Regions from separate parts of the Mus musculus genome. Here region 1 is linked to region 2. The links are chromatin loops, found by intact Hi-C in ENCODE. Cell type or tissue: left cerebral cortex. All regions are shown on one strand. Links, peaks and the distances in the headings refer to the core of each region. The heading gives the core; the rest is flanking DNA.

The links. Peaks named below come from ENCODE experiments on the same cell type or tissue, not always from the same donor. Only the 100,000 strongest peaks of a DNase experiment are listed, where the experiment ranks them.
Region 1: a loop joins it to region 2, with 2.0 times the contacts of the local background. A loop is called at or near these places in 2 of 42 quality-filtered maps.

What each region holds. Positions count from the first base shown.
Region 1 is chr19:27,252,536-27,268,423 of GRCm38, reverse strand. It overlaps Gm35438 (a long non-coding RNA gene), which reads left to right. Exons shown (of 8, transcript XR_003952921.1): 3 at 6,046-6,195. It overlaps Vldlr (very low density lipoprotein receptor), which reads right to left. Exons shown (of 18, transcript NM_001161420.1): 18 at 14,193-15,888. Among named protein-coding and RNA genes, the nearest start is that of Vldlr, 43 kb to the right of the region's middle. In left cerebral cortex, for the core only: no CTCF peak of the experiment used is centred there; DNase peaks (open chromatin) are centred at 7,327 and 8,148; H3K27ac peaks cover 280 bases.
Region 2 is chr19:27,389,110-27,404,997 of GRCm38, reverse strand. Pum3 (pumilio RNA-binding family member 3) reads left to right here. Exons shown (of 18, transcript NM_177474.5): 14 at 5,177-5,319; 15 at 5,894-6,116; 16 at 8,616-8,703; 17 at 10,670-10,760; 18 at 14,685-15,888. The coding sequence ends at 14,817. Among named protein-coding and RNA genes, the nearest start is that of Pum3, 33 kb to the left of the region's middle. In left cerebral cortex, for the core only: a CTCF peak has its summit at 9,380; no DNase peak of the experiment used is centred there.

The sequences.
Region 1 (15,888 bases), core at 6,409-10,408, 140 kb after region 2:
ATGAAGGAGTTGCTTAGCAAACTCCTTCAGTAGAGTGGTGCAGCCTTCAGAGGTCAGCAACCATCTGTCTCTTCTGAGATCTACTTGGCATTTTACCTGAAGTCATTTGTCTTCAGAAGTATATTCAGGGATGACTGGGAGTGCAGGGGGCGGCAAAGCTACTAGGATGCTGGCAGTGGAAGCTTGAGCAGCCTCCCTTTTGGCTTTATCAGCTAGCCTGTTCCCTTGGGCTATTTCTGATGTCCCTTTCTGATGCCTGGGGCAATGAATTGTGGGCACTTTGAGAGGAAGTCATAATGCCTCCAATAAAGCAAGTATTCTTTCCCTGTTTTTGATGGGTTTTCCTTCAGCAGTCAATAATCCCCTCTCTTGGTAGATGGACCCATGAACATGAGCCATGTACTATGCCAATGTAGAGATGAGCTGTGACCCCTTTTGTCAGTTTTAAAACATGGGTTAGAGCTGTTAGATCAGCTTTCTGAGTGTAAGTTCCTGGTGGCAAGGCAGTTCCCCAGATAACAGAGTCCAAGTCCACTACCGCTGCCCATGCACACCTGATTCCATTCTAGATGAAGCTGCTTTTATTCATGAAGTTGACACATTCTGCTTCTGACCAGGGTCTGTCAGTCAAGTCTGGCTATTCTGTTCATGCCCCAGAACTACAGCAATCATGCTGCCCATCTGAGGAAGGGTCAGGTCGCAGGGTGGCTGGGTTTAGAGCAGATGATGGGTTATATCTTATGTGAGGGGGATTCAAAAGTAGAGCCTGAAAGTGCACCAGTCTGTGTTGGACAGCCACTGGCTGTGTGGATTCTTGACAGTCCCCTCAATAGCATGGGGTGTGTGTGTGATGATAAGTTCCTGATCTATGGTTATTTTGTCAGTATCCTTGACTATCAGTGCAGCTATGATCCAGAAGCAGGTTGACCATCCTTGGGCCATCAGATATGGCTGCTTAAACAAGCCACAGGTCTTTTCCAAGGTCCCAAAGTTTAGGTTAATACCCCCTTTGCTACCCCCTTTCTCTGATCCACCTACAGGTAGAAAGATTTGTGAATGTCCAGGAGAGTCAAGGGTGGCTCCTCCAATAAGGCTCTTCTTAGAGTCTTAAAAGCCGTGTCCCATCTCAGGGGTCCATTCTATTTTGTCTTTTTTGCCCCAGTGGCCTCATATAACAGTTTGGTTATCTCAGTAAACCCTGACACCCAAAATCTATAAGACCTGGCAGACCCCAGAAATTACTGTACTTTCCTTAGGTTGATGGAACTAGGATGCTAAGGATGGTTTGCTTCCTGCCATCTAACAGCATTCGTTGGCTTCCCTCCCCTCCCCCACCCGCTTGAATATGTACCCCAGATAGGTGTCCTCAAATTGACGAAGCTGGACCTTCTTAGCAGACACTCGGTAGCCAAGTTGACTCAGTTCCTGTAGCAGGTCTCGTGTGTCCTCCTGGCATGTCTCCAGGTCAGGTGCCCCACAATCAGGATGTCATCTTCGAACTGGAACACAGTTATTTGGGGGTGGGCCTTCCAGTATTCATCCAAGTCCTCATGCAGTGCCTTGTCAAAGATAGTGGGTGAGTTCTTGAATCCTTGTGTCAGGCATGTCCAACTCAGTTGTCCATTGAAGCCTTTCTCCAAATCTTGCCATTCAAAGGCAAATAGAGGCTGGCTTTTAGGTGCCAGAGGCAGGCTACAAAGCCATTCAGTGGCTGAAGCTTCCAAGGGATGTCAGAGGCAGCTTGGTTAATAAAAGCCATGTTCACAGCTGACTGGTATGCTCTAGCTTCTGGGTCAAAAGGAGTGTAGGTCCTATAGGCTTCAAAAAGTCTTTCTAGATGTTCCCTCGGGCTCTCATTCTTTCCCTGTATCACCTGGCTGACCTTAGATAAATTTGTGGGTCACCTGGCAGCCTCTCAGAGGTCCCCCATCAGAATCTGGTGGTTGACCCAGAGACTTTCCCTACTCTCAGCAGTGTAAAAATCCCAGACATGTCAACTCAAAGGAAAGGCTACATCAATATCAGCCTGGACTTGAGTGGACAGCCCATTTGTTCCTGGAACCAATTTCTGGATAGCTCCCACAATCCCCCCCCCCTCTCTCTCTCCTCTGACATGAAGAGGAACTGGAGCAACTGCTGACAGTCATCCCAGGTGGGCAGGTGAGTCTGCATGATTGAATCTAGAAGACCTGTGAGAGCTGATGGTCTTTCTAAAAATGGGGTATTCTGCAACTTTTAATTGTAAAGATCATTACTGGCGAACAGCACATATGCCATGAACTGTCTCCCCTGAGCATCTAGGGGTCCTGTAGCCTGGAGGAGTAAGGCCATAGTAGAGTCTGTCTTCTGGGTAGTATGGGCCCAAATGTGAGGTGAATTCCAAGTGGAGTCAGGGGAGTCAGGGGCTGCTCTTCCCTCTGCTTGTGCTGGCTGGGCACATGCAGTGGCAGTAGCAGCAGGAACATAAGGTAGGTGACAGAGATCCTCCCTGGGAGCAGAGGCAGGGGGATGAAGATGACCTTTTAAGAAGAAGAAGGGTGGGGAAAGAGAGGCTGGTGACAAAAAAAGGTCTCATCCAAACAGGGAGCTTCTCAACCAGATATTGCCACGTGGTGATATGTGACACTTGGTCTGGGTGACCCCAGACCTCATATACTTAATCTTTACCCTGTAAATGATGGGAATATAGAAAGTTCCCTCCTCAGGCCATCCTACTTTATAGGTGGGCCATTCATTCCTGCAGAAGACAGTTAGTTTGCGGAGAGGAACAACCAGACCAAAGTCTTCCGGGACTCTGCAAATGTCCTTAAAATGTCTCAGGACCGGGTGCTTTGTGCCTATTCCATCCCAGGAATCAAAGAAAAGTTTGTAGGAGAGGACAAAAAAGCAGAAACAGAACTCACACAGACAGATACATTCCCAGGGGAGGGGTGTGGGGTGGGGAGGGAAAAGGCTGTCTCAGGCGGTCTTAGACCTCCCTGCTCAGGGGAGGCCCACAGACCTGGTTCAGAAATCAGATGAGAACTGGCAAGTTCTCCTGCCTCTAGTAAGGGGTCTGGAGTGTCCTCCATTGCCCCTGGCCAGGTGACGAAATATTGTCTGCCCTGTCCCTCTCAGCCTCCAGATTAAATCTGAAACAGAAACACAGAGATGATGAAAGCCAACTTACCAGTCAGAAAAACACTCCACTCTTTGGGTCAGGGCAGTCTCCAGTGAATCCCAGATGAGCTCCCAAATCTAAGGGTCCACGATTTGCTGAAGAATGATATCCCAGACTCAAATAGTATGCAAAAGCAAAGAGTGTTTTATTTGCAGAAGTCCAGCATGCTGGGGTCTACCACCTTTCAAGATGGAGGTGCCCTAGTGAGCTTGCAGGCCCAATTTAAAGAACATTATGGAAATTCTGGGATAGGGTAGGTGGCCTCTATTGTAATCTTTTGGCTCTATCCCTAGAGACATTCCAGAACCTTTGCTGGTATGGGGGATGGGGGGATGGCAACTGTTGCTGAGTAAGTCTGGAAACTGCTGCTGACCCACTGGCCTTGCCTCAGGTCAGGTGGCAGGGCATGGACTTGCCTGGACTTGCCCAGTTCTTGGAAACAGAGATTTAGGCCTAGTCTCCTGAACTGCCAATTTGAATCCTGTCATGGAGTCAGCTTAGCCTCTCTCAATAATTTTAGGGTTGGGGGGTGGGGGGTCACCACACCAAGAGGAGAACTGTGTTATAGGGTTGCAGCATTAGGAAGGTTGAGAACTACAGGCCATCAGAGTGGCACATAAAAGTTTTGGGTTCTTTTTAAATCTAAAACTACAGTAGGCTATACCTTTATATGAACCAGTCATCTTTTCCAGCTTTGGAGGCTTCAGTTATATAAGAAAGAATGATGAGCAATCCATGGGGACAAGCCAGTAAGCAGCATTGCTCCATGGTCTGTGCTTCAGTTGTCTTCAGGTTCCTGCCTTGAGCTTCTGCCTCTAAGTGTCTGCCCTGCTTGAGTTCCTGCCCTGGCTTCCTTTCATGATGGACTGTAAGCTATAAGTCAAAATATACCCCCCCCCCTTTCCCCAAGTTGTTTTTGATCATGGTGTTTTATTATAGCAATAGATACCAAACTAAAATAGTTCCTCTGAATTGCTTCCTTTGAAGTGGTTAAAACGACACCTTTTATGTTATGTGTGTCCTGCCATAGTTTAAAAAGGTAAGGCATAATATCAGATCCTATATAGATGAGCTCAGGGAATGGAAGGAAAGGTCTCTCAGAGACAAAGGTCTCTGATTTTCTTTTTCAATTCTATCATGGCATAAGACTTTGGTACAAGCATGCATACTTGGTACAAATCCATGCCCTGCACACACACCAATTGATTGGTGAGTACCTTTAGTTGATAGATTTCTTGCAGATTCCCAGCTTTCTTGTTGGTAAAATGGACCAATGAGAAATGATGATTGTCACATTATTGTGTATGTGCGATGCTTAGCATAGTGCAAAATTCAGACAGGCATAAACTAGTTAATTCATAGGCCCTCCCACCTTCTCCCCAATGACTGTATTCTCTCCCCATCCCTACACCATCTCATCTTTCCCATCATTCTTTTCTACTTGCAAATATTTGGTCCTCTGATCCAAAAGTGCCTCAGTGATAGATGATGTCCTCCCTGGCTGGCTCAGGGAGTGGATACCACGGAGATAACGGTCTGTGAACCAGGTATGTATTTGGAAAGCTGTGCAGATGTTTAAACTGAAGCCAGAGTCCAGTCTTTATGCCTGTGGTATTGCCCATGCAGCCCACACATCCCCCTCTGTCACGGTAGAGTTAGAGCCATTAGGTTTCTTAGAATGTCAGTTTTATTTTCCTTATGCCAAAGCATAAAGCAGCCCCCTCTCTTCTGTTTGCACCTGGCTTTCTTTTTTAAAGTTACTATTTTTAGAGCAGGCAATTTAAAAGTCAAAAGGTTCCACAATGATACAATGAAACCCAGCATTTACTTTCTTACTCATGCCTCTTCCCAAATGTATCTACACAGAGACAAGTATCATTAACTCTTACTGATTTTATTGCTAATAGTCTATCACACTCCATTTTCCAAATTATATAATTTTACTGTTTTGCCTTATTTTTTATTTGGTTAGATACCATCGATTGACTTATTACAATTAAATATGAGAATTTTCTCAAATTTTGTTCCCAGAGATCTGACATGTTCTTTTGGTCTCCATAGAGACCGAAAAACTAATGATACACACACACACACACACACACACACACACACACACACACACACACACACACACACGCACACACACACATACACACACAGACATTCATGTCCATTTATACACATATACAAACTCACATACAAACACATACATACAAATAGATAGGATAGATAGATAGATAGATAGATAGATTGATTGATTGATTTTGAAAAACAGATTAATGGACAATGTTGATTCCTAGCTTGCTCATCCTACTATCTATGAAAAGTCTCTGGTTTGTCTCTTTAAGATTGTATAGCTGATGATTCCTGTCAAGATTAGAGAATGATCTGTGTTATGAAAGACATCTAAAAGGTTTTCAATTTGCTGTGTGGATGAGAGTAGGTCTATATATTCCTTTACAATTCAGTATTTAAGAGAATTGGAACAAAACAGAAGCCAACAGTAGAACATAGTCCTGGTTCAGTCCTGCCCTGATGTTTGGGTGATAAAAGGATTATTTAGACAAATCTGTTACCGAGGAAAATGTTCATAATGTGAGAGAGATAATCAAGCGTTCATGTGTTTAAATGTGTATAATAATATTTTTTAAAAGAAAACTGCAAAATTGTTGTCATTATTAAATACTTTGAATTATAAGACAAAAACTGTGCTAACGAGATAAATGGCTCTTTAAATGTAAAACTAAAGAGGTGTCTTTTCAAAAAGCTTTCTCATTTGATGAAGTATAAGGAGACCACATTCTCGGTTGCATTGGCTTTCTTCCTATCTCTTGTCAGTGGTGTGACTCATAGACACTTTTGCCTTGACTCTTTGGCCAAAATAGGAGGTGAAATACAGTCTGAGCTCTGTGGCACCAAGTGACCCAACAACCCAAGGCCACTCTGTGTGGTGCAGACTAGAGACACATAAGGGGCCTGAGTCCAGGAGGTGGTTAGCATGAAGAGCGAGTGTGAACGAGCCACAGGCATCCTTGGTAAGCATTAAACTTTCATTGTATTGAGGGTCTTAGAAAAAAGAAATGTCAAGCACATGGCAGTAATTTTGAAAAATGTCATGTTGGCCCTTAAGATTGTATGTTCTCCCTGTCATTCTCTCTCCTTCCTGCTCTTTACCATTTTAATGAAGTTTCCTTACAATCTTGGATTTCAAAGGGCTTTTACTTAGTTGTCAGTTGACTTTTACAGAAAGCCTTCTCTAAGCTCTTCCTTACTCAATCCATTGACATGCCGTATTAGATTGCTTAATATTTAGCATTCCTGGACTAGCTTGGGAATTATGATTTGGTCATGGCAGATTATGTACTCTATACATTTGAATTTGATTTGCCAGCATGTTCTTTGGGAATTCTTTTCATTTGCCTTCATAAATGATGATAACCTATAAATTCGTGTAAGCAAGGATATGGATGCAAGCAATATATCAGTGTTAGAAGCAGGACAAGATTATTTCCACTCTAAGTAAAATATAGTAGGTAATCCATATTTATAATAAGAGACTGCATTGTTTATTTCTTAATAACTCATTAAATAAGTAGAGATGTATACCTGAAGAATTTTTATGTCTTTGATCATGGGGTGCATTGGCCTATTTTCTTATAATATTTCATCTAATTTTGTATCAAAATACCGTTTGCATCTTGAAATAATTTGAGAAATATCCTATAGCTTTCAATTTTCTGGAAGATATTAGGTAAGCACCATGCTACTGTTTTCTTAAGTATTTGTTGGGGATGGCTTTGAACCCCAGTCTCATGTGCAGACCCATGGTGTAAAAAACGATGGTGTCTACACAATTTGCTCAAGAAACTGAATCTAGCACTTGTAGGTAGGGAGAGAGCCTAGACACTGAAGAAAACATATTCTAATTGCCAATGTTGCTGAAGATAAAGCTTTTGGCTAACTTCGGAAGGCTTGGGGAGATCTGTTAACATAGGAGGGAACGTGACTCTCTCTGATGGAAACTGAAAGGAATGTTTTCTTCCTGGGAAGGCTATAAGAAGGCTGTCACCATGGACACTGAGGAGTGGCACCTCCTGCTTGGAGCTTCTCGTGAAGCTGAACAAATCTAGCCTGGCTTCACGCGTGCTCTATGAAGTACCAAGAATGAAATCAGGCCAGAACATTTTTAAAGAAGTCGGATTTTTCAAGGACTATCTTGGATTTCCTTTTCTTTGTATGTTTAAACAACCGTAGATGTTGAGAAATCCAAAGGACCTACTCATAACACCACTCTGCAAAGTTGCCAGCTGCCTACAACTCTGAAGATTTGTCCTATGATCAAGTACAATCTGGACTTGGTCTTCTGTTCTAGACATGGTGTTCAGGGAAATTCCTTCCACAGTGTTCATTGTATTGAAGGGAATAATACAGCAATATGTGATTGATTGCTACGGCTGCTCTCACCAAGTTGCCCTGCATTGCATCAGCTGCCAGCATAGGACAGGGCCAAATAAAAAGCTTAGTAAGGCCAATTGTAAGAATAGTGACGTGGGCTTATTTGAAGATCAAAACTACAGCATCCTGTAAATCTGTAATTGCTCTTGAAATTATCTCCTAAGATACAAGTTTTCTAAGAGTATCTTTTATGATTTTCTTCTGCCCTTTGAGTCCAACAAAACCTGTGTGTTAGTAAAGAACACATTCCTTGCTAATGCTAAGAACTGTTGCCAGGAGAAAGCCATAGTCAACATCTCTAGAAGACTTATTGGATTACAGAATAGGGCTCACTGGCACCCGTGTGAAAGTCTTGGCTTTGACAGTGTGGGTGGCGTTATTTTAACCACAGAACACCCTGCACTGTGATTCTTATTGTAAACCAAAGGTCTGTGGCATCAAACTTCAGTACGGTCTCTATTTGGGATGTGAGCCTGCCAAATGTGCACATGGCAAATGTGTTTTATTCAAACAGCTCTGGGGGGAAAGAGAGCTCACATTTGGATAGTGCGCATCTGTTTTCCCATCTGGTTCTCATAACAACTGTGTGCAGTGACTGAGTCAGAGTTTATCATTGGCTTGTTTGAAGGTGGAGAAATGGAGAGTCAGTAAGTGAAAGGAATTTACCAGAATTGTAAGGCAAGTAGGAAGCAGCTAAGATCAAAACTCGCAGCTTTCAGCCCAGACTCTCATGGTAGTACCAGTGTGGTAATTTCTTCACAATGAAAACAGACATTATAGTTAAGGGTTCAGTTTGAAAGATCAAAATAGACCCCAACCCCCCCCAAGCCACAGTGAAAGCCAACATTTCACTGCTGGAGCTAGATTTGTTAATTTCTCTCACCAGCCAGAGGGGTCTGGGTGGGTTTCCTGTAGCAGGGATGTGTCCCCTCCTGTGGAGTGGTCCTCAAATCCAATCAGAAGGCAGTTAGTGACCTTTCCCCCAACCCCGCCTGCAAAGCACTCATACCACCAATTGCACGGTAGGCATATCTTGCTGGTAGGTTAATGCTATTGCACAAAAGCTTCAAAGCTGAGTAAGACTGTGAAGGTTCTCCTCCAGCATTCTGCACAGCACCTTCTGGTTCTATGGACAATGATCGCCACGGAGGATGCTTAACAGCTCAGCTCCACCCTAATTTCTGTGTCCTTTAATGAAAATATGTTGTTTTGTCAATGTAGAATTGGAGGTTTTGTGAAATTTTCAATTGTTACACCTATATACAGGACCCCCCACAGTATGCGTCACAAAAGATACTGATTCTGTGGTTGGCTCTATCCATTTTGGTGCCATCTCAGGACTTATACATTGTATCTTAGGAGTACAGAAACACTAAAAGAAAAAATGGAGGTATTGAGATGGATGAGTCCCAACTCATATATTCATTCTAGCCTGAGGCGTGCACATCCTTAGACTTCATAGGGAGACAGCAGGAGATCCCAAGTCACTGACATTAAATGTGAGAATTTGTGTTTCAGTCATCCCTCAGTATACACCAAGCATACGTCCCAGGATCCCTGTCTGTTGAGGGCTTTTGGTGCAGTTTCTAGGAATTTGGCATTTGTCACTGGGCTTGGACAAGGAAGTAGGCTCAGATAAGAATATTAGAAGCAATGATCATGGGGCTTTTCTTACTATTTTGCTGAATTCCTACCTTATGTGATCTCTTTGCTGACTACTTTACTTAATTATGACCTTGTGTGACCCTTTGCCTTTCTACTTTGCTTAATTACTATCTCGTGTGATCGCCTTGATTACTACTTTGCTTGACTACCTTGTCTTTGCTCTAAGAACTGACCGTAGTTTTTGGATGTACCTAGAATGATATAAAAGCAGGCTAGAGAGACATAGAGTTGCTCCCGCCTCAGCACTGGCTGGAGCCATGTTCTAGTGTTGTCTAATTGTTTTCCTTCTTTTTCAATCCTCACTCCCTCCCTTGAAACCCTGTTGACTGACTGAGCTGGCTTGGTCACCTGCCAACCAAATTTCATGGATGTCAGAGTTTCTCCTATGTTTCCTTGAATGGTGGTACTTGTACACAACCTGTGCCTTTCCTCCCATGTACTTCATCATGTCAAGATTGCAGGTTGCGCATCCGTAACTCACAAACACAAAATAGAAACATCTTGATCTCTAACATGATACCAGAAGAAGAACACTTCACATCATGAACCTTGCTTCATATATAACATGATTGAACTCTTTGTGTGACATCACTTTCAAGCTACATGTATAAGGGTACTTGAACCATAAATGAACAAAACTTCTTGGACTGCATGCTCTCTTGGGCTCTATGCTTCTCTATAGATAAAAGTTGTTCAGTTAATGTGTTGCCTGGGAACAGCACATCCCTTGATGTGCTGACACATGTGCCCAGCTCTAGGACTGCTGTTTTCTTGTACTTTTCATCAAAAGCCACTAAAGTAAATTTTGATGAAGGAACACACACACACACACACACACACACACACACACACACTCAAACCTGTGTATTTCACATTCTTATTGTTTATTCAAGGCACAAATTTCTACCCCCTACACTTTGGTTCCACCTTACTCTCTGCCTGATTTTTTTTTTTTTTAAATAGATTTTTGGATCAATGGATTAGCCCAATCCCCTGACTCAACTCAGGGACATTCTCCAGTAAGTACTAAGATTTCCCATCTCTAAGGCAATATAGAAATCTCCTTTCCCAGGGACATTATGTTCCCAGGCCTTCTGCCAAGGCAAGAACAGATACTGTTCCACCTCAATTTTCCTGGGTTTCCAAGAGTCTGAGATTGCACACAAACTAGTATGCCACTTCTGATGAATTGATGCTATTAATTAGGCATTGAAATCTTTATCTGTTTCCTAGAGGAAACAGTTGAGAGTGTTGGGGACGTTGTGTCTGCTGCTGGGGAGAGGCTTCGAGGAGAACTGCACGAAGCCTCTAGTCTCAGTCCTGCACTCTCTTCCTGGAGGTCACCAGATCCAGAGATACTGGGAGGCAGGCTTGCTTTTCTGAGTGAGACTGGTACTGGACTGATGTGTGGAAAGTGGCCTTCTCTTTCAGAAGCTGTTAACACTTGGATTCTAGCAGAGGGGCAGTTTGGAAACTCAGTTCCTATATTAGCATATTTAAATAAAATCCTTCAAATTTTAGATCTTAGGAAGACCTTATTTTCTGAGACAATTATACTCTCTGTTTCTGTCTTCCTTTCTGTCTTTCTTTTTGTTTCTGTCTTCCTCCTTCCTTTCTTGCATTTATTTCTTTCTCTCTGTCTCTGTCTCTCTTCCTCCTCCTCCTTTTTTTTTCTTTTTTCTTTTCTTTTTTTTCTTTTTTTTTTCTTTTTTTTTTTTTTTTTTTGTATCACAAGGGCATGAGCTGTCAGTGACTTTGTGGCTTATGATAAGAATTGTTACACTGTGGGTGGCTGGAAGCCAGTCTGCCGAGTGGGTTCTTTGCTCTACCAGGGCTCTGTCACGTCTGCCGAGTGGGTTCTTTGCTCTACCAGGGCTCTGTCACGTTCTCCTTTATCAGGTATAAGGCTCAGTGACTTAGGGTCCTCCTTAACTCAGAAGAGCAAGGATTCTAACATTTCATCAAGCAAATAGTTCTGATGGTTCTCTGAAGCTTTTAAAAATCGAAGTGGCTAGCAGAGACCTGAGAAGCAGCTGGTGTACAGAAAAGAGTGTCTAAAGCTACTGTATTATTAAAGAGAAAATATTGCCCATATACAGGTGGGTGCCCAGGAGCTTGGCTATGGCTCTGTTCTCCAAAAAACTTAATCCAAATGTGTCCCTAGAATGACTTCACCTGGAAGATAGAAAAGGACAGACTGACATGTTGAGGCCTCTGAGCTGAAGGCAATGATCTCTGCTCCTAGTACAACTAGATTCTTCTAGATTCCAACATCCTTGGCTCAGGAGCAGCACCATTCATGTTCTTCCCACACTGCCTGCAGAATTGGTAGTTTTTCCATGTATGTGGTTTGTGCATTGTAGACAGTTGGGGCAGTCAGGTTGGTATCTTCAGGCAGAGGACACAGCTGAGCTAGGAGCCTGCATGAAGGGGCGTGTTACACCCCATCATCCATTCAGGGAGGTATCCAGTACATACATCTTCCTCATGTAATAAATGTGAAGAGTACCTGCCCCACCAAACCTATGAACTTGGTCCAGATCTATTGTCATAGTCCTCTAACTCACACCCTGTTTGTGTGTTTGCTTCCCAAACGAAGCGTTCGGTGGAAACGTTTTAAAATTGGGTGTGTTTCTGCTGTGTCACCCCATCTCGTGTTATTCCATCGCTTAGATATTCCTGAGTTCTAACCACCATCCTTGAAGTTGACAGCACTTGGTCCCTGTTGCTCTCTCTCCTATTCTTTGCCTTTGCCTCTGTGGCAACAAAGCCACTTTGCTTTGTCTGCGATAAGTCATGCATGCTTTTCACTCAGAACCTGGCCCCTACCCTCATAGACTTGCCCCACACTTCATCTGTTTCTGTTTTTGTTTTTGTTTTGTTTTGTTTTGTTTTCCTCCAGTCACCTCCCTGGAGAGTGTCCTAGAAATGTTATCTAAATTAGACCACTCTGTGTTCCATGGTTTATTTTATTTTCCTTCATAGTTCTTGTCTCCACCTGTGTTGGATCAGTTCCTGGCTCCCAGCTCATTCAAGTTTTGCATTTTGTCCTAATTGATGTTCCATCCAGTATCTGCCCATCTTGAAACTGTCCCAGAACCTCTGAAAGACCATCACCACTATTCCCCTGAGGCCCGAGGGAGAAATACTGTGCTAACTACCTTACACTATCTTCCACTGAGAATTTTTTCTCAGAAAACCATGGTTCTATTCATTTAAAGAACTAGACCTCAGAAAACATCACGGGGGGTGGGCATGGGGAGATAGAGTGATGACTCAGCAAATAAAAGCACAAACTGCTATTGCAGAGGACCCAACCTTGGTTCCTATCACCCATGTCGGGTGGCTCACAACTGCCTATAACTCCAGCTCCAGTGGAATCTAACACCACTGGCTTTGATGGGTACCTGTACTTACATGGACACACTCACACATAGACATACACACCTACTCATAATTGAACCATCATCTTTTAAAATAGAGAAAACAAATATAAGGACTGAAGGCTTAAAACACATTCTGCTCCAGAATTCAACATCCCAGCCTCAGTTATCCAGACTTAACTCTCTTTTTCTTACCCTGAGGACCTGACTTGTCTACTGAGCAGAGTCACTCCAAAGGGTGTGTTAAGTTCTCCTTCCCAAGTGGTGTTAAGGTATAAGTTACCTTTCCAACTGATTAAAAAGACCTTGCTGTATAACTGGTGAACTCTAGCCAGGCACTTGCATTTTTTAATCAGCACAATGTCACATGTGAGACCTTCTGCAAAGCCAATAAATACAGGACAATTAATCTTCTTGCTTTTTTTTTCCATGTAGAAAAGGTCACCAATACTAGTGTTTCAAGGAGAGAATTAGGAGGGAACACTCATAATGGGTGATTAATTCAAAGAGGCAGATCAGAAACCAGGTCCCCAGGTGAACATGAGTAAAAGATTTTAAGTTTACTGAAAAACAAACAAACAAACAAAACACCAGCTAACCAACCAAAACAACATCAAGCCCCACCCCCAAACCAAACCAAAACCCGACAATGACAATGATGATGATGTAGGGATGGTGTAAGAAAAGCTGTAGTCATTATCAGATCAGTCTAGATCTACTTGCCTCTATCTGAGACACACGTGGTGGTGGCTGTGATAGTTTTCAGAAGAATGTATTAGTATGACCGTGACCAAAGGTAGTCATGTGGTGGGAGGGCGGTCCCATGTGTTGTGCCTCTGCATTCATTACGAACTCACCAGAGTGAGTGAACTTCAAAATTTCAAAGAGTCCTTCCCTCCTCTTTTTCATTTTCTTCCCTCCCTTCCCCAGCTGTGTCCCCCTCCCTTTCTTCCTCCCTCCCTTCCTGTCTTCTGTTTTTGAGTTTCCCTATCTTCCAATTAGCTCCTTCTGAACTCAGTTTACACCCAGGATAATTCAAACACTCAAGGCCCAATTCTTAGATATGTCTCATGTGGATTTAGCTTTATCACGAACCAATTCCAATAGACCTCCGGAGAACTGACGAAAGCTCAGAATTCAGGAGCAATTCCCTGCTTCTCAGTGTCTGTTTTATCTCTCATCTCGGAGCATCATCCCTTCAGTCGAGTGCGGCCTGACCTGTGAGGAAGAGCTGGTCCAACAGTCTTTCTGGAACACAGCACTGACTTTGTTTCAGTCAAGGGAAGAAGAATAGGGATGGGGGATGGTGAGGAGGTGACTACGACACTGTTCCTCATGGTGAAACCCTAACTGTCCTTTTCAGGGTGGCAAGACAAGGGTCATCTTAGCCTGACCAGCTCATGTCTGGATGATTCTTGTTGTTTTCTTTAAAGGCCAACTGTGTCATCTTTAGTTATTCAGCTGAGAAAAGATGGAAGATTTGAGCCAATGTTTCCCCCAAGAAGGTCTCTAGAAAAAGTAGACTTTGCAACAGTTATCTCAAAAATAAATTTTTATTTAAGATAAATGTACAGTTCATTTAGAGAAAAATAATTATCTACAGGTCAGCAGGACTGGATGTGTTCCAACATGTGCCTTTACAACAGTGACAGTACTAAGACAGCGGTCTGGTGTGCGCATGGGCCTTCTGAGACATCATGTGTTCTTAAGCCATATTTCTCGTATCAAGTGTAATGTTTAAAAGAGGCAAGACAGTTTTGTGAAAGTTAGCCATTTTGTTCAAAGACATTCTTTTCTCTCCAAGTAGACACATAAGTTGAGAAACAGCCCAATGTCCCAGCAGATTCTAGAATACTTGAGATCAGTTTTGAAGTCACAGTAGCATCATTCTATGAACAAGCCATATTTCCTGTCTCCTGTGATGTGTTCTCCACTTGGTTGCCTTGGAAACTGAAAATTATTGTATGGCAGTTTGCTTTCTTCTAATATGCTCTGCTCAGGAGTGATGTCATATCTCCAAATTCCTTTAGAGAATCTGCCTTTTTCTTAAAGCTACTCCTATTTCTACTCAGATGGCCAAGTAAAAGGATTCTACCAAGTCTCGAGTCTTGAAGTCATGTCTCAACTGAGTTATACTGTGCTATTCTGTTGCCACACTACTGGCTTTAGAGTTCTGTGCATCATCATCCCGGTTAGGTAGGAAATCTATAACAACCGAGAAACTGCAGACATGCTCTGCAAACCTATAGGAAAAGAGACTCAGCAAATATACAGTGTGATATCCAACTTAACATTTGCACAGGACAGCACCCTCACCCTAGACCATGGCAGCAAGCTTATTTGGTTTGGAATCTCACATGGTTCATGGTCTTAGCTTTCACATCTGCAAAATCAAGATAATACTTGCCTATTAGGGTTTCTGAGAAGCTCTAATAAAAGACAGAAGAGCACTTATTTAGCACACTATTAAGCATATAGTAAGAATTGAAGGGCCATTATAAATTTCAATAGCCATTTAAACACTCTGGAGGTTCCAATACTTGTTTCCATGTCTTAGCAGGAGCAAAGACAGACACACACACTAGCTTTGACTCCAGAGTTTAAATCATAGAGTCCTTTAAGGATTTTCACCTGTATGAATTGAGATCCTCAGAGCTGAGTGCCCTTGCTACTCACTGAGTGAAGCTACCTGCCATGCTCGCTGGTGAGGGCACTTACCAGTTCCTGGACTGTATAACAACACACACCGACAGTCATAGTCAGTACATGTGCCCATGCACACCAGATGCCAGACACTGTGCTGAGCTCTTGGATGCCACTGCTATATCACGCCATTGTCTCAGTGAATTCCTATCATCTCCATCCTACAGAGATGCTTAGTAATTTGCCCTCTCTAGGACCCCTGGGACAGAGAAGCATGTGTTATTGACAATTCGTAGAGCTCTAAACACACACCCAGCTGCCCATCTGACTTTGCTCCCAAGCACAGTCAAAAAGAAAGCCATCCTTGAAATATCCCAGAGTTACTACCGAGCCCAGACTCCCCACACTCTTCCTGTCTCACACTTGTCCCAGGGTCAACACAGACACACAACAGGGAAACTTAAATGGATTCTAAATCTGTGGCCCCACTTCATTCCTGTGTCTTGGAGGAACCAGGCTCAGAAACACAAACAGATTGAAGTGACACTGTAAAGAGATGGGACCTCTGATCACAACCCTCAA
Region 2 (15,888 bases), core at 7,623-11,622:
CCTGATTCAACTTTGGTACCTGGTATCTGTCCAGAAATTTGTCCATTTCGTCCAGGTTTTCCAGTTTTGTTGAGTATAGCCTTTTGTAGAAGGATCTGATGGTGTTTTGGATTTCTTCAGGATCTGTTGTTATGTCTCCCTTTTCATTTCTGATTTTGTTAATTAGGATTTTGTCCCTGTGCCCTTTAGTGAGTCTAGCTAAGGGTTTATCTATCTTGTTGATTTTCTCAAAGAACCAACTCCTCGTTTGGTTAATTCTTTGAATAGTTCTTCTTGTTTCCACTTGGTTGATTTCACCCCTGAGTTTGATTATTTCCTGCCGTCTACTCCTCTTGGGTGAATTTGCTTCCTTTTTTTCTAGAGCTTTTAGATGTGTTGTCAAGCTGCTAGTATGTGCTCTCTCCCGTTTCTTCTTGGAGGCACTCAGAGCTATGAGTTTCCCTCTTAGAAATGCTTTCATTGTGTCCCATAGGTTTGGGTACGTTGTGGCTTCATTTTCATTAAACTCTAAAAAGTCTTTAATTTCTTTCTTTATTCCTTCCTTGACCAAGGTATCATTGAGAAGAGTGTTGTTCAGTTTCCACGTGAATGTTGGCTTTCCATTATTTATGCTGTTATTGAAGATCAGTCTTAAGCCATGGTGGTCTGATAGGATACATGGGACAATTTCAATATTTTTGTATCTGTTGAGGCCTGTTTTGTGACCAATTATATGGTCAATTTTGGAGAAGGTCCCGTGAGGTCCTGAGAAGAAGGTATATCCTTTTGTTTTAGGATAAAATGTTCTGTAGATATCTGTCAGGTCCATTTGTTTCATAACTTCTGTTAGTTTCACTGTGTCCCTGTTTAGTTTCTGTTTCCACGATCTGTCCATTGATGAAAGTGGTGTGTTGAAGTCTCCCACTATTATTGTGTGAGGTGCAACGTGTGCTTTGAGCTTTACTAAAGTGTCTTTAATGAATGTGGCTGCCCTTGCATTTGGAGCGTAGATATTCAGAATTGAGAGTTCCTCTTGGAGGATTTTACCTTTGATGAGTATGAAGTGTCCCTCCTTGTCTTTTTTAATAACTTTGGGTTGGAAGTCGATTTTATCCGATATTAAAATGGCTACTCCAGCTTGTTTCTTCAGCCCATTTGCTTGGAAAATTGTTTTCCAGCCTTTCACTCTGAGGTAGTGTCTGTCTTTTTCCCCTGAGATGGGTTTCCTGTAAGCAGCAGAATGTTGGGTCCTGTTTGTGTAGCCAGTCTGTTAGTCTATGTCTTTTTATTGGGGAGTTGAGCCCATTGATATTAAGAGATATTAAGGAAAAGTAATTGTTGCTTCCTGTTATTTTGTTGTTAAAGTTGGCATTCTGTTCTTGTGGCTGTCTTCTTTTAGTTTTGTTGAGGGATTATCTTCTTGTTTTTTCTAGGGGCGTGGTTCCCGTCCTTGTATTGGTTTTTTTCTGTTATTATCCTTTGAAGGGCTGGATTGTGGAGAGATAATGGGTGAATTTAGTTTTGTCGTGGAATACTTTGGTTTCTCCATCTATGGTAATTGAGAGTTTGGCTGGGTATAGTAGCCTGGGCTGGAATTTGTGTTCTCTTAGTGTCTGTATAACATCTGTCCAGGCTCTTCTGGCTTTCATAGTCTCTGGTGAAAAATCTGGTGTAATTCTGATAGGCTTGCGCTTTATATGTTACTTGACCTTTTTCCCTTACTGCTTTTAGTATTCTATCTTTATTTAGTGTATTTGTTGTTCTGATTATTATGTGTCGGGAGGAATTTCTTTTCTGGTCCAGTCTATTTGGAGTTCTGTAGGCTTCTTGTATGTTCATGGGTATCTCTTTCTTTAGATTTGGGAAGTTTTCTTCAATAATCTTGTTGAAGATGTTTGCTGGTCCTTTGAGTTGAAAATCTTCATTCTCATCCACTCCTCATTGTGTCCTGGATTTCCTGGATGTTTTGAGTTAGGATCTTTTTGCATTTTCCATTTTCTTTGATTGTTGTGCCGATGTTCTCTATGGAATCTTCTGCACCTGAGATTCTCTCTTCCATTTCTTGTATTCTGTTGCTGATGCTCGCATCTATGGTTCCAGATCTCTTTCCTAGTGTTTCTATCTCCACTGTTGCCTCACTTTGGGTTTTCTTTATTGTGTCTACTTCCCTTTTTAGGTCTTGGATGGTTTTATTCAATTCCATCACCTGTTTGGTTATGTTTTCCTGCAATTCTTTAAGGGATTTTTGTGTTTCCTCTTTAATGTCTTCTACTTGTTTAGCAGTGTTCTGTATTTCTTTAAGTGAGTTATTTAAGTCCTTCTTGATGTCCTCTACCATCATCATGAGATATGCTTTTAAATCCAGGTCTAGCTTTTCAGGTGTGTTGGGGTGCCCTGGACTGGGCGAAGTGGGAGTGCTGGGTTCTGATGATGGTGAGTAGTCCTGGTTTCTGTTAGTAAGATTCTTACGTTTACCTTTCGCCATCTGGTAATCTCTGGAGTTAGTTGTTATAGTTGTCTCTGTTTAGAGATTGTTCCTCTGGTGATTTTGTTACACTATATCAGCAGACCAGGGAGACTAGCTCTCTTCCCTGAGTTTCAGTGGTCAGAGCAGTCTCTGCAGGCAAGCTCTCCTCTTTCAGGGAGGTGCACAGTTATCTGGTGTTTGGACCTCCTCCTGGCCGAAGATGAAGGGCCAAAACAGGATTTTTCCCAGAAGCTGTGTTGCTTTGGCCTGCAGACTGCCCGCCGCGGAGTCCCGGAACCAAGGTGGCCCCCACGGAACGTGAGGCAGAAGCCTCTCGGGCCGGGTGGACCCCTGTGCTCTCACCAGGAAGGTGGCAGGTTGTCCTGAGCCGGAAATGGCGCCGCCTCAGAGGCTCTGTGGCTCTCGCCCGTTCCAGAAGCTGCTGGCCTCTGTGTTCCACACTCTCAAGGTGACCCCCGCGGAACGTGAGGCAGAAGCCTCCCGGGCTGTGCGGACACCTGTGCTCTGACCAGGAAGGTGGCAGGTTCAGGTCTCAGGTTTCTGTTGCTTGTCCTGTTTCTGTCCTCATGGAAACTGTGTGACCACTTTAACTCCATTGCCTGTGTGCATCTTTGCTTTGAACCATTCACCTCTTAAGAATGCCAAGGAGCCTAGGCAAAGACCTGCTTGGTCAGAGCAAGGACCTGACATGTCAGTTACAGAAGTTGTTCATCCTGGCAGTGCCCTTAGAGTGGTTCTTATGTGTGGGACCTGTCAGGGAGGCCATTCCTTATCTTGGTGCCTCTTACCTTTCCTTATTATGCCATGAAAAAGAGTTCAGGTGCACTGAGGACATACAAAAGCTTCCCTGACTTTGGATCATTAAATATCTCATTATCAAAAGCACAGATAATGCTACTTTGGGGGATTTTATCATCAACACATGATTCTAAGTTTTGCTGTATTGTGATGCTGTGGTTGATGACTGACTTTTTAGTTCAATCCTTTGTACTAAAACACTAACTTAGTAATAAAGAGGTATTTTTGTTGTCTATCTGTCTGTCTGTCTGTCTGTCTGTTTTTTAAGAGCAGACTGGGGACTGGAGCAGTGCTCAAGAGCATTGGCTGCTGTTCCAGAGCCCAGGTTCAGTACCCAGCTCACAGTGCTCTAATGCCAGTGGATCCGACACCCTCTTCTGGCTTCTGCAGGCACTGTATGCATCTTTTGCACAGACATACATGCAGACAAAATACCCATACACAATACAGATACTTTTTAATTCTTGAAAAAAAAAAAAAAAACCAAAAAAACCGGGGCTGAAGAGATGGCTGGGAGGTTACAAACACTGACTGCTCTTCCTGAGGTCCTGAGTTCAGTTCCCAGCAACCACATGGTGGCTCACAACCATCTGCAATGGGATCTGATGCCCTCTTGTGTTCTGTCTGAAGACAGATACAGTGTACTCATATACATAGAATAAGTAAATAAATCTTAAAACAAAACTAGAAGCAGACCTGAGTATGTATCATGTTAAGAGAAGGTCTTCCTTTCAGAGGAGGGGTGTGCTTTCTTTGGATCTGACAGATTTGGAGTCACATTCGGGTCTAGTCGGATCACTGCTTCTAATCCTGACCTATAAACTTAGCAAGTAAGCTAGTACTGTCTGTGGCTTCAGGTAACTTCTGCTCAGTTGTGTGTGGCTTTGGAAACAATGTCTTTGGAAACAGTGTTGTGACAAGTCATGATGGATTCCCTTTGCATTTTCTCTGTTAACAGTTGAGGGTGTGGTGGCTCATGCTGGTAACCCTAGCATTCAGTTCAAGGCCTTTCCAGGCTACCTAGCAAGAACTTGTCTCTCTCTCTCTCTCTTTTTTTTTTTGTTTTTTGTTTTGTTTGTTTGTTTGTTTTGAGACAGGGTTTCTCTGTATAGCCCTGGCTGTCCTGGAACTCTCAGCCTTGTAGACCAGGCTGGCCTCGAACTCAGAAATCTGCCTGCCTCTGCCTCCCAAGAGCTGGGATTAAAGGCATGCGCCACCACCGCCCAGCAAGAACTTGTCTCTAAAATAAAGTAGGATAAAGGAATTCAGTGACTTTCTGTGATGATTTCCTTAGGCATTTGGGGGGGGGAGTGGGGAGCAGTATCACTTTAGTTCTAACTACTGGCAATGCTGATGTCAATTCAGGATGGTGGGCATCTTCTTGCTAGATTATTTTCTCATCTCCCTGTGTGTATTTTTTACTGCAGTAAACAGCCTTCTTTTGCTATGAATAAGCAACCTAGCTAAGCCTTCATACTCTTTGTGATTAGCAGAGCAGCTTCCTGTCTCCTGGCTCAGCAGGGAGGTTCTGAGGTCCGTGCTTCATCAAGGCTCATGCTACATTAAGTCTCCTGCAGATTGACTGTCCACTCAGATCGCAGTAGGTGCTGTCCTTAGTAATAGCGGCCTGACCCATACTCACAATGAGTGGAGGTAGCTCTTCTAACTTTAAAAAGTCCTTGGGTTTGATCAGTTAGTTCAAACAGATTGTTCAATAATGGCCACCACAGCAGAGAATGAACAGTTCTGAAAGTAATTCTTTGTGCTTTGATAAGACATGTCAGAATTGACGTCACAAGTGATGTGAGTGGAGTGAGGAAAATACCCAGGGTGTGTTCTTCATCCCCATCAAATCTCAGCGGAACTCTGGGAATATAATAAACAGTGGACGTTTTTGTTTCCATTATCTAGGAAATCATCAGTTCCTTGCCCAGCATAGTTAATGACAAATACGGAAGGAAAGTCCTCTTGTACTTGATGAGCCCCAGAGACCCCGCCCACACGGTGCCCGAGCTCATCGAGCTTCTGCAGAAGGGTGATGGCAACGCGCACAGGTGAAGGCCAGCTCATGACTCCAAGAAATCCTCTAGATGCCTCCCTCTCTCCCTCCATTTCCCTAAGACTTCTTAGTGAATTCCATAGTCTCAAGAGCTTACTTTGAAGGAAATGGCAGTATCTGGCTGAAAGAACACAGCTGAACCTGGCACACAGTAGGCATTCAAGTGAATAGTTTGCTTTTTGTTTTACTTTACTTTCAGAGTTGTCAGTATCTTATACTTAAATGTCCTGAGAGCATCTATAAAGTACTCTGAACACGTCCTGTCTCACATGATGACTTGCCACTACTTGGTTGAAGATTGGCAGGATTGGGAATGGTTGGTTACTCGTTTGTGACTGTGGTGTAGAAAGCAGCTTCCTTTATTGAAGTCTTGCTCCATGCCAGATAGTGTTCAGATCCTGGGGATGGAAAGATGACACCTAGTCTGCCCTTGACTCACTCACTGTCCACATGCTCGGCAGGACTGACAGTTACAGGAGATAGTGCCCTGGGTTATGATAAGCTCCTGGAGGTTTGTGATAACAAGACTGGTCACTTAGCTTACCACCTCACTCAACATATTCCGACAGCAAGAAGGACACTGCAATCCGCCGGCGTGAGCTCTTGGAGTCCATCTCTCCAGCTTTGCTGAGCTACCTGCAAGGACACACTCAAGAGGTGGTGCTGGATAAGTCTGCATGTGTGCTGGTGTCTGACATGCTGGGATCTGCTACTGGAGATGTTCAGCCTGCTATGGATGCCATCGCCAGTTTGGCAGCAGCAGAACTGCATCCTGGTGGCAAGGACGGAGAGGTGATGTACTGTGATTATAGTAGGAGAGCCCCAGGGCCTATAGTATCTCCAGATGTGGATTCTGCAGAGGGTCAACAGTCATGCCAGTAGTACATTTAAAAACGGTAACTCAGAGTGCCGGTGGTAGCACTTGTCTTCCCCAGAATGCAGAGATCCTGTAGTGCCTACAGACATGTGCTATGACTTATGGTTATCTGTGATTGCCCCTTCACTACCTTTCCAGAGTAGTCCATGCTTGCTGTGGCAGCTGCTTCCTGTGGTGTGAAGTGCTGTTTGTCCTGTGCTCCATCCATTCAAAGCCTAATGCATTCCAGTGCCCATAGTTCTCCTTGAAGTCTTCCCTAATTTTGTTTGACTCATTAAAAAAGACTCACTCAGCCGGGTGCATAACCACAAACCTAGGCTTTAGACTTGAGAGATTGAGGTAGGAGAAATAGGAGTTCAAGGTCATTCTCCTACACATGAAGTGGAGGGCCTGACTGAGCTGGGTGAGGCTGTCTCAGACAGAACAGTTGTTCCTTCTTGTTTGTAGTTACATGGGCATGGTGTGATTCTACGTTGCATCTGAAGTTCACTGATTGTGTGTGCCTTGTTAGTGCTGTACCGCAGGCAACACCGTCCTCTGCTGCACCCCAAAGCTTTCGGAAGACATGCAATTTAAGGAAAGTAATTATTTAAGTTAACATAGAAACAAAAACTGAAGGACAACTGTGGATTCTAAGGGGTTGTATAAGAACAGCATGTCCCCAGGTAGCCTTCCTGGAATTGGAAAAGGCTACACTGGGCCCTGAAGGGTTAGCAGCTCAGTCAAGAATGGTGGAGAAGAGCGTGGGCTGCAGGGAGCCATACCGCAGCTCTGAGGAGGGGAGCATTGGGAGCTCAAGACTCGTGTTTGCAAATCAGCCGGCCACAAGCAGAAGGCAGGGGCCGCCGATCGATCGGACTGCCTTTGTCCTGTGCTGCCTTGTAAGACCCGGGAGCTCTGAACTAGCAGCTGGTTACAGGCAACCACCAATTTTATTTTATTTTATTTATTTATTTATTTGGATCTTTGACCTCTACTGTCAGTTAGTCTCACAAAAGCCTTTATGTGCTAAATAGAATAGCCTTTCATTATGATCGCTGGCATTGCTCAAGGATATAAAATAAGCTGTTCAAGTTAAGCCTTTCATTCATTAATCGAAAAGGCAATAAATCTGTCAGGAATGCTTAAAGAGATACTCGATAGATGAAATGACAGTCCCTGCCCTTCGAGTTTGGAATCCATTGGACAGAAGTGTACGTGTCACTTTTATGCACACCTTTATGTTAGCTGAATGCTAACAGCTGCATTTTAGTTCCGTCCAAGGGACTTTAAACTAGTGATGTAGTTCTGGTGACAGTAAACTACACATAATGGAATGCCTTGTGGTAGCAGCACTGAGTCGTCACAGTACAAAGGCTGTGTGCTGCACAGGGCAGTCAGCCTCCCCTGTTGGGCTCCTTTGCCCTGCCCTCTTTCCCTGTGTGTTCTAGTTCAGGCCAGCTTCCATAGCCGCAGCACTTGCTCACATCAGGCTCTCAGGCAGGAAGGAAAGCAAGAGCAAGGAGGCCTTTTCTTGTCAGGGAAGACCATCTCTAGCCAGGCTTTCCTGCCATGTCATTAGCGAAAATTGGTCTGAGGCACACCTGCGTCCACACCAGTCTAGCAAGAGTGACTGGATGGCGAGGGTTACTTAAAGCCTTGAGGATGTAGCCCCGGAGACCACAGTGGAGCCTTTAGAGGAAACAAGTTGGGGCTACCTGTTGAGTAAGTAGTTAGAATCTTTTTCACAGCACAGTTATTCATTCCATGTCTAATTCCCTTTAGCCATGGGTCTAGTCTGGCACTCAGCAGTGTTAATCCCCACCCGCACTTGATTCTGGTATTGAGTGTCTGATGTCTGACATGTGGCATGCTTTTGACAACGTGGATTGGAAGAGACAAGTGGACTGTCAGCTGAAGCTCAGACCCCTGCCTTCCTGGAGCAGACAGATGAATGTGATGAAATACTGCTCTCTATGGAAATAGTGCTCATTGGTTCTCATCCTAAATGAAGGGAGACCACTGTTACTGTGGGAACAGTTGGTAGGGCCAGCAAGCAAGCTGCAGAATGTTTTCTTGGCCTGCTGATTAGGTCACTGTAGAGAATAATATTTAAACGCCATGTAGCATTCTCCCCAGAGATTTCTTTGTATCTTAGAACAATGTTGCCATGGGAAGAGTGGACAGATTACCTGATTTTTTAGATGAGCATTGTATGTTGCTATTCAAACAAACTAATTTCTGCACTACCTTGTAGGGGCTATGATCTTCTACTTTGCTGCTTGTTGCACCCTAGGTATATGATGGGCATCCTGGGTTAAGATTTCTTAAAACTGAAACGTAACCACATCTGTGTCTACACGTGGGGTAAAGATAGGCTCAGGGACCAGAGATATTTACTAGCTTCTGCAATAACGTGTCGGGTTCTCTTGTAGCTTCATGTTGCTGAGCATCCTGCAGGACATCTGGTTCTCAAATGGTTACTAGAGCAAGATAAAAAGATGAAAGAAAGCGGAAAGGAAGGTAGGCTGTGCAGCTTATCTTTTGTGTGTGTGTTACATGGAGTTTTTGCATTCCTTGACTTTATACTGACCATTTAGGTTCAGGTACTATTTGCCAAGTATGTGGAAATCGTGCCTGTGAATAAGTAAGTAATGATTAAATGTCAAGGGCTGGCTACAGCTCACTAGTAGACTGCTTGCCTACCATGCAAATACCATGAGCTGTTACGGTGGCTGGAAAAGCTTTGAGCTGAGGTCATGGATTTGTTTTTGGAGACAGTTTCCAGTGGAGGGCGGAGGGTGGTACTGTCACATAAAGACCTGGGACTGGTTTCTGCCGCAATTTCATTATTGGAAACATTGATGCTCTGTTTAGGTGAGTTTGACAAGTTACCAATTTCCAAACATTTTTCTAATGATTTTTTTATAATTAAGACACCAAAAGCCCTAAACCATGGCTGGTGGGCTTGGAGTGGTTGTTGTTTCAAGCACGAATAAGTGTCTGTTATCCGGGTTATGTATTGCTGTGTGACAAGCTCCCTCGGCTTAGTGGTTCACTGAGCAGGATTTCGGCTTTAGTGGAGCTTGTTTCTCCCTACCTCTCAAGGCTCCTTGTTGGGCACTGGAGTTTACACAGTGTTGCTGGCCCAGCCACAGGGCTGCCAGTGTTAGCTGCACTTCCTCATCCTACCACAGGGCCGCCAGTGTTAGCCGCACTTCCTCGTCCTAGACTGCTTGGGCCTGCACACATCATGGTGGTTAATTGTTTTTTATTTATTTTTATTCTTTTATTTATGGCATGTATGTGTATGACTATGGACATAGCATGTCGTGGCACATGTGTAGAGTGCAGAGGACAGCTTCAGTTGTCAGTGTACCTTGTTTGAGACAGAGCTTGTCTTTTGTGATCTGTCACTCCATATGCTGGGCTAGCTGGCCCCTGTGCTCCTAGGGGCCCTGTTTCCACATCTCATCCCACCTGGGAATATTAGGTATATAATAATAACAAGCTCCAGCCATACATAGTTTCTAGGAGTCTGAGTTGAGGTCCTCAGCCCCGGGTGTTGGTGCTTAGATTGAGCGTCCCAAGGAAACAGCCCACGTATGCTTAGGCCTCAGGATTAGTCCTTAGATGTCATCTCATCTCACTTCTACCCTGTTCTGTTGGTCCAGGCAATGAGACCACCCAGATTCAACAGAAGACTTAGATTCTACCCTTAATGGGGGACTGGCAGCATCTAGAAATGCACACCATGGAGAACATGTTGTTTTTATCACCTTTGGAAAGCAAACAGCCTCACTAGCTGTCCTTGTTTACCACAAGAGCTAAGTGTGCTCCATGCGTGTCTTTGAATTATTATATGTACACAGTACCTACGTGAGATTGTTGCCATCAGCATAGGTCACCCTTTCCTTCCCAAACCCCAGTCACTGGCTGAGAATGAGCTGCACCTAGAGGGTACAGGGAACAACAGGCTAAGGCCTTGGAAAGAGAGTTACAGATGAACGGTGTTTGGGATGGAGGAATCACATAGCCTGAAACCCATGGCAGTCTTCTTGCCTCAGCCTCCAGAGCTGGGACAACAGGCTATGGTGGCTACGAAATCATTGTAGAAAGAAATTGCCACGAGTAAGCCAAAATGTTCATTCTTTAGTCACTAGCCATGTTACTGGTCCCTTCTAGTTAATTTTTTTTTTCTGTAGGAACTAATTTTGGCTACAGGTAAAGTGATATTGTCAAACATTTACTTGCTGGTCAAGGTTAAATCATTAAATATTACAAAAGTACAGATGTGATCAAATAAGCTTTTTAAAAATAATTTGTTTTTCTTGGGTAATTATTGCTAAAAGATAGTTTAGAAGTTGCATCAGAGTTAAGAAACTTGGCTTTATTAACACAGTGCTCGATCTATACTAGAATTTTAGTGTTTATATTAACTTAAGGGGATATGCATGTGGCGCCCACTAAGTATCAGTCTACTTTGCAGGTTGTTTTGCAAAAACCCTTGTAGAGCGTGTTGGTATGAAGAACCTCAAGTCCTGGGCCAGCATCAACCGAGGTGCCATTATTCTTTCCAGGTTGGTAGCTGTGTCATGCAACACACACAGACACTTATTTCATTTCTTTCTTTTTCTCGAGTTTATTCCCAATAATGTGGGATTACTCCATCACTCTTAGTCTAGACAAATATGAAAAAGTACTTGTAGAGGCGGTGAGACAAAGGCATTTGCCAGTAAGCTTGACTACCAGAGTTGCATCTCCAGGCCCCACATGATACAAAGAGAGAACTAACTCCTCCTGCAAGTTGTCCTCTTACCCATACTCTCAGGCTGAGGCAAGGAGCTTTGTGTGCTCGCACAAAAAACAGTAAACAGATGCGACTTAAACTTTTCTTTCTTTTTTTAAAGATTTATTTATTTTATGTAAGTACACTATAGCTGTCATCAGGCACACCAGAAGAGGGTGTCAGATCTCATTACGGGTGGTTGTGAGCCACCATGTGGTTGCTGGGATTTGAACTCAGGACCTTTGGAAGAGCAGTCAGTGCTCTTACCCACTGAGCCATCTCGCCAGCCCTAAACTTTTCTTTAAGCAAATACAGCTCTTCAGTCCTCAGATTTAAGTGTCATCTTTGGGTGTCAGGGGTCACAGAAATTTATGTTTACAGTTTTACTACATTTGTAGATTTGACCAAAATGTAGTTATATTTTTTTCTTAATGAGTAAGATGCATGCCTGTGGAAACTGTCACAGAGCTGTTTAAGCCAAGCCTAACTTTATAGTTTATTTTGTTGTCTTTAGTGATTTCCAGATTGATAGAGATTTGTTAAAGTACAAGAAGTTGATGATATGGAAATGGAGGCCAAGTTATAGACTGCTCTCTGGAATTGGTTATGTTGAGTTTATAATGTATGGATCATTGTTTAAAATGTTCATTTTATAATATCTGTGTGCTGTTACTGGTTTTCTGCTGTGTTGCTATCCTGGTTTGCTTCTCATTTATACAAAACTAGCCAAGATCAGCCTTGGGGAGCTTATTTTATCTTAGAACTCCTGGATCAGAATCCATCACTGAGCAAAGCCAAGGCAAAGTTTAAGGCATGGGCTGAGACTGTGGGCAGATGCCGATTCCTTGCTAGTTTGCTCCCAGGTTCACCTGCAGCTGCTTTTCTTGCCTGGACTAAGACCACCTACTGGGGATGGCACTTGTCACAGTTTGCTGGGGATGGCACTTGTCACAGTTTGCTGAGCCCTCCTACATCAATTAACAAGAAAGCGACCCATGGCCAGTCTGTTGGAGGCAATTCTTCATTTGAGATTTCCTTTTCAAGTTGACAATACTAGCCAGCACATGTACCGACAGTGAGAAGCTTTTTTTTTTTACCGGTTTGAAGCTTCCACCTTATATGTGGAACTTGCTGTCTAGCCTTACTGTAACTTGTAAACTAGGCTCAGTATTCTAGTATATGATTTGATCTACTGTAGATACATGAGAATTCATTTTTAAACCAGTCATTTTATTTGATTGTATGTTATTACATGTATATTCAGCTGTCTGTTTCTTAGTAAAATGAGTTAATATTTGAGGGGATGTTAAGGAGTCAGAACCCATTAGCTGCAACAGGAACTTTTTTGACTTGCATTTCCTTACCAGGCCTTTGGAATGTTAACGCCTACTGACACATGCTTTCATTCTGCCCAACCAAGTGGAAATTTCAGTGATGCTATGAAATTAATGGGTAAAGTTTGCTTATCAGTCAGCACTCCCTTGGGTAGATCAGACATACGAATGATCCAGTGTGCTTCTTGTGGAGCTTTGCCTGGAACTATATGGAGATACATAGTGTTTAAGGTTCTAAACAGAAGTTCAACTGTTGTGTGGCTTCAAAGGTAGTCTTCATGTTTGCTGGACAGTTGAGTAGAATTTGTTTGCCAAATTTCCCTGCCTGTTTACATTTTAGTTAGAATTTGTGTTTTCTTTTGGGACTATTTAATGTTGTTTGTTCACAGTTGCTATTAGGTTACTGAAGGAACATTTTGGGTAGAAAGGAAAAAGCCTTGTATGCTGGCTAAGGAATAACACTGTAGAGTTCTTTAGCAGCTAGGAAAACAGGCCTTAGTCTGCCTGGGCCTCGAGCCCTGCCTGTTGCATGGTTTGCAAAGTCATTGAGCTTTTCTGGTTTTTCTTGGTTGTAAAGCAAAAAGTTAATAATCTTAAAGTTGCTTTGAGAAAACAAGGCATATATAGTGCCTTTCACTGTGTCTGTGTATGACTTACTTATGTATACCATGTAATACAGTGGCTGTTTAGCCAGGTTGCTAACATAAGGACGCTGAGTGACAGGTCCACTACAGGGCACTCTACTAGTAGCTGTTGTCATCTCCTGTGAGCTGTAGGATGCTGCCTAGTACTTTTAACACAGCTTCCTCGTTATTGATATAAATGAAAGTTACTGGGACCAGGGGCTCTTGAAAATGCCAGGTGATCTCCTTATAGAATATATTTCAGAGGGCAACATTTAAATGTAGTCCTAAAGAACTTGGGAGAGAAAAGGAGATTTGGGCCTGGTGGCATGCAGTCAGGTGCCTGTGACCCAGCCCTGTGTAGTGGTTCTCATTGAGTATTTACTAAGTATCAGTGTCTAGTTTAAAAAAACAAAACAAAACAAAACAAAAAAACATCCTTCTGGGAACTGTTATCTCAGTGGCTGAATGTGGGCTTAGTGTGTGAGTGGGTTGAGCCTGAGTATAGCTCAGCTTGGCAGCAGAATGCAGCCATAAACTACATAGTCCGTGGTGAGATCCTGGATTCAGTTCTCCAACCAAAAGCAAACAACCTGAAGGAGAAGATGAATTCTGTTGTTAAAGAAAACTGAGTCTAAGACAATTACCATGCTCTTGAGTTACTGACAGAAGGCAGTTTCTGGCCAAATCAGGGACGTTCTAAGGTGAAGGCCTTCCACTTCCACAGCATAGTATGTTATAGGTGTAGAGCTCAGTGACAGGGTCACCAAGGTCTGCTTTCCTCCCATGCTTTGTCTGCCACACCTGTTCACTAGGGCGAGTTCATCTATGGAGCCATCTGTGTCCGTAATGAGTGAACCATGTGGCCTCTGCTTTTGAGATTGTCACCAGGATAAGATTGCTGTCTTAGTCGATGTTTATTGCTGTGGAGAGGAAGAGTGGGTGGGAGGGAGGGATAGAGAGAGAGGAGAGAGAGAGAGGAAGAGAGAGAGAGAGAGCGAGAGTGAGAGCGCGAGCCATCACAAGACAACTAATAAAAGGTTTTTTGGGGAAGAGGGTTGCTCACAGTTTTAGAAGGTAAGTCCATGCCCATCATGGCAGGGAGCATGGCAGCATGCAAGCAGGCAGCGTGCTGGAGAAGTAGCTGAGAACTCACATGTAGTCACAGGTAAAAGACAGGGTGGGCAAGACTGAGTGTAATACGGGCTTTTGAAACCACAAAGGCCACCCCAAAGGCTCTACCTCCTGATCCTTCCCAAACAGTTCTGCCAAATGGGATCCAAACATTCAAAGATAGGAGCCTAGACCACCACCCATGCCTGCCAAACCATGTTAAGGCAGGATGCAAGTAAGTCAGAAGATAATCACCATCGATGGAGTCTTACCTCCGGGTCTCCACCCACGGGGTTATAAAGCATTTCATCGTTTCAGAATGTGGACTACTCTCATTTGGTGAATTTTAATTCTTTTAAACTACATTTCTTTGTTCCTTTAGTGGGTATCTATATACACATACATGCCACAGCACACAGATGAGCCAGGAAGCAAGTTGCTTTATTCCGTTTTCCTCTTGGACCATATGGGTTCCACCTGTTGAGTCATCTTGGTGACCCTCATCTTGTAAATGTTTAAAAATCTGTATAATATACTGTACAGGAGGTGACTCAACAATGGATTGGTTACCCTGTCAATATGGGTTGTGTTGTAGATTCAGGGCTTGTGTGAAATTTAATCTTTTAATCTTTTTCCTCCTTCCAGCCTTCTTCAGAGTTGTGACCAAGAAGTTGTAAACAAAGTCAAAGGTGGACTGAAACCCCTGATTCCTACCTTGGAAAAAAACAAAAGCAGCAGCAGAGGCATCCAGACCCTGCTTGAGAAGCTGACTGCGTAGGCAGCAGGATGAGCAAGCGGGAACCCGCTTCCCAGAGGAGAAGGTGGAATCTCTCATACTCACAACTGGACGCTCTGTGCATGCATTTGTTAAAGGACCTATTTATATAAAATTGTTTCTAAAAGAGACCTTTGGTTTAATGTCAACTGTCTGATCTGTGAGACTGAGTACTACACAGTATGGCAGTGATCTGTGGGCCCAGGTGTGTGCTCTGTGGTTGAATGGCTTAATTTAGGAAAGGAGACAGCTATGATCTGAGAAGGTTTCCTGGTGTAGGTGAACTTTAGAGGGATGTTATAACAAAAGAATTAAGGACATGAAGTTCAAACAGAGTGTGTATAGTGGAGCAGGAAAGTGGTCTGAACTCCGGGAAGCCTGTGGCCAGGGCAGCCTGCACTGGGGACAGCTGCTTCCTCAGCTGCCGTGCAGACTGAGTTCCATCAGGTTTGTTTGGAAGCTGCTCTGGTCAGTCCAGCACATGGAGGGAAGTGTGCTAGAGGAATCAGGAGATGATGGGTCCTCGCTTGAAGTCAGCGTTGCTGGGAAAGTCTGATCTTTGTATTTGGGCCTTCAGGGTAAATACCTTCCAAGGAGAATGAGGACATTGTCCCATGAACAATCCCTAAAATAGTCAGAGCCCATAGTGTGACTAAAAGGGGGAACTGTAGAGGATTGAGTGTAGGTAGTATGTTTGGACTTTAAAAATACAGCTGGCTTTCAGCGGCAAAACTGGAGATCTGTAGACCATGAGAACTTGTGTAGCAGGCGTTTTTAGTACAGAGGCCTGTCCTTGCTGCTCTGCATGTCTGATATATACTAAGGCGGCCATCTGACCCTCTGAGGAATTGTCTGTGCCTTACCTGTCCCAACTTAAGGTTCCAGGACTACTAATGCAGCTTCTAGGACTCTCCTGCCCTCTCGTGCTGGGGTGTAGTAAGCCCTTTCCCAGGCATGACACCTGCCACTGTTGGCTGGATCCTCTAGGCATGGAGTGAGGAGGAGAGTGGGGAAAGACAGTTTGATTTGCTTCTGTGTGGCTAACATACCATGACTCGAGTTTTCGTTCTCCGT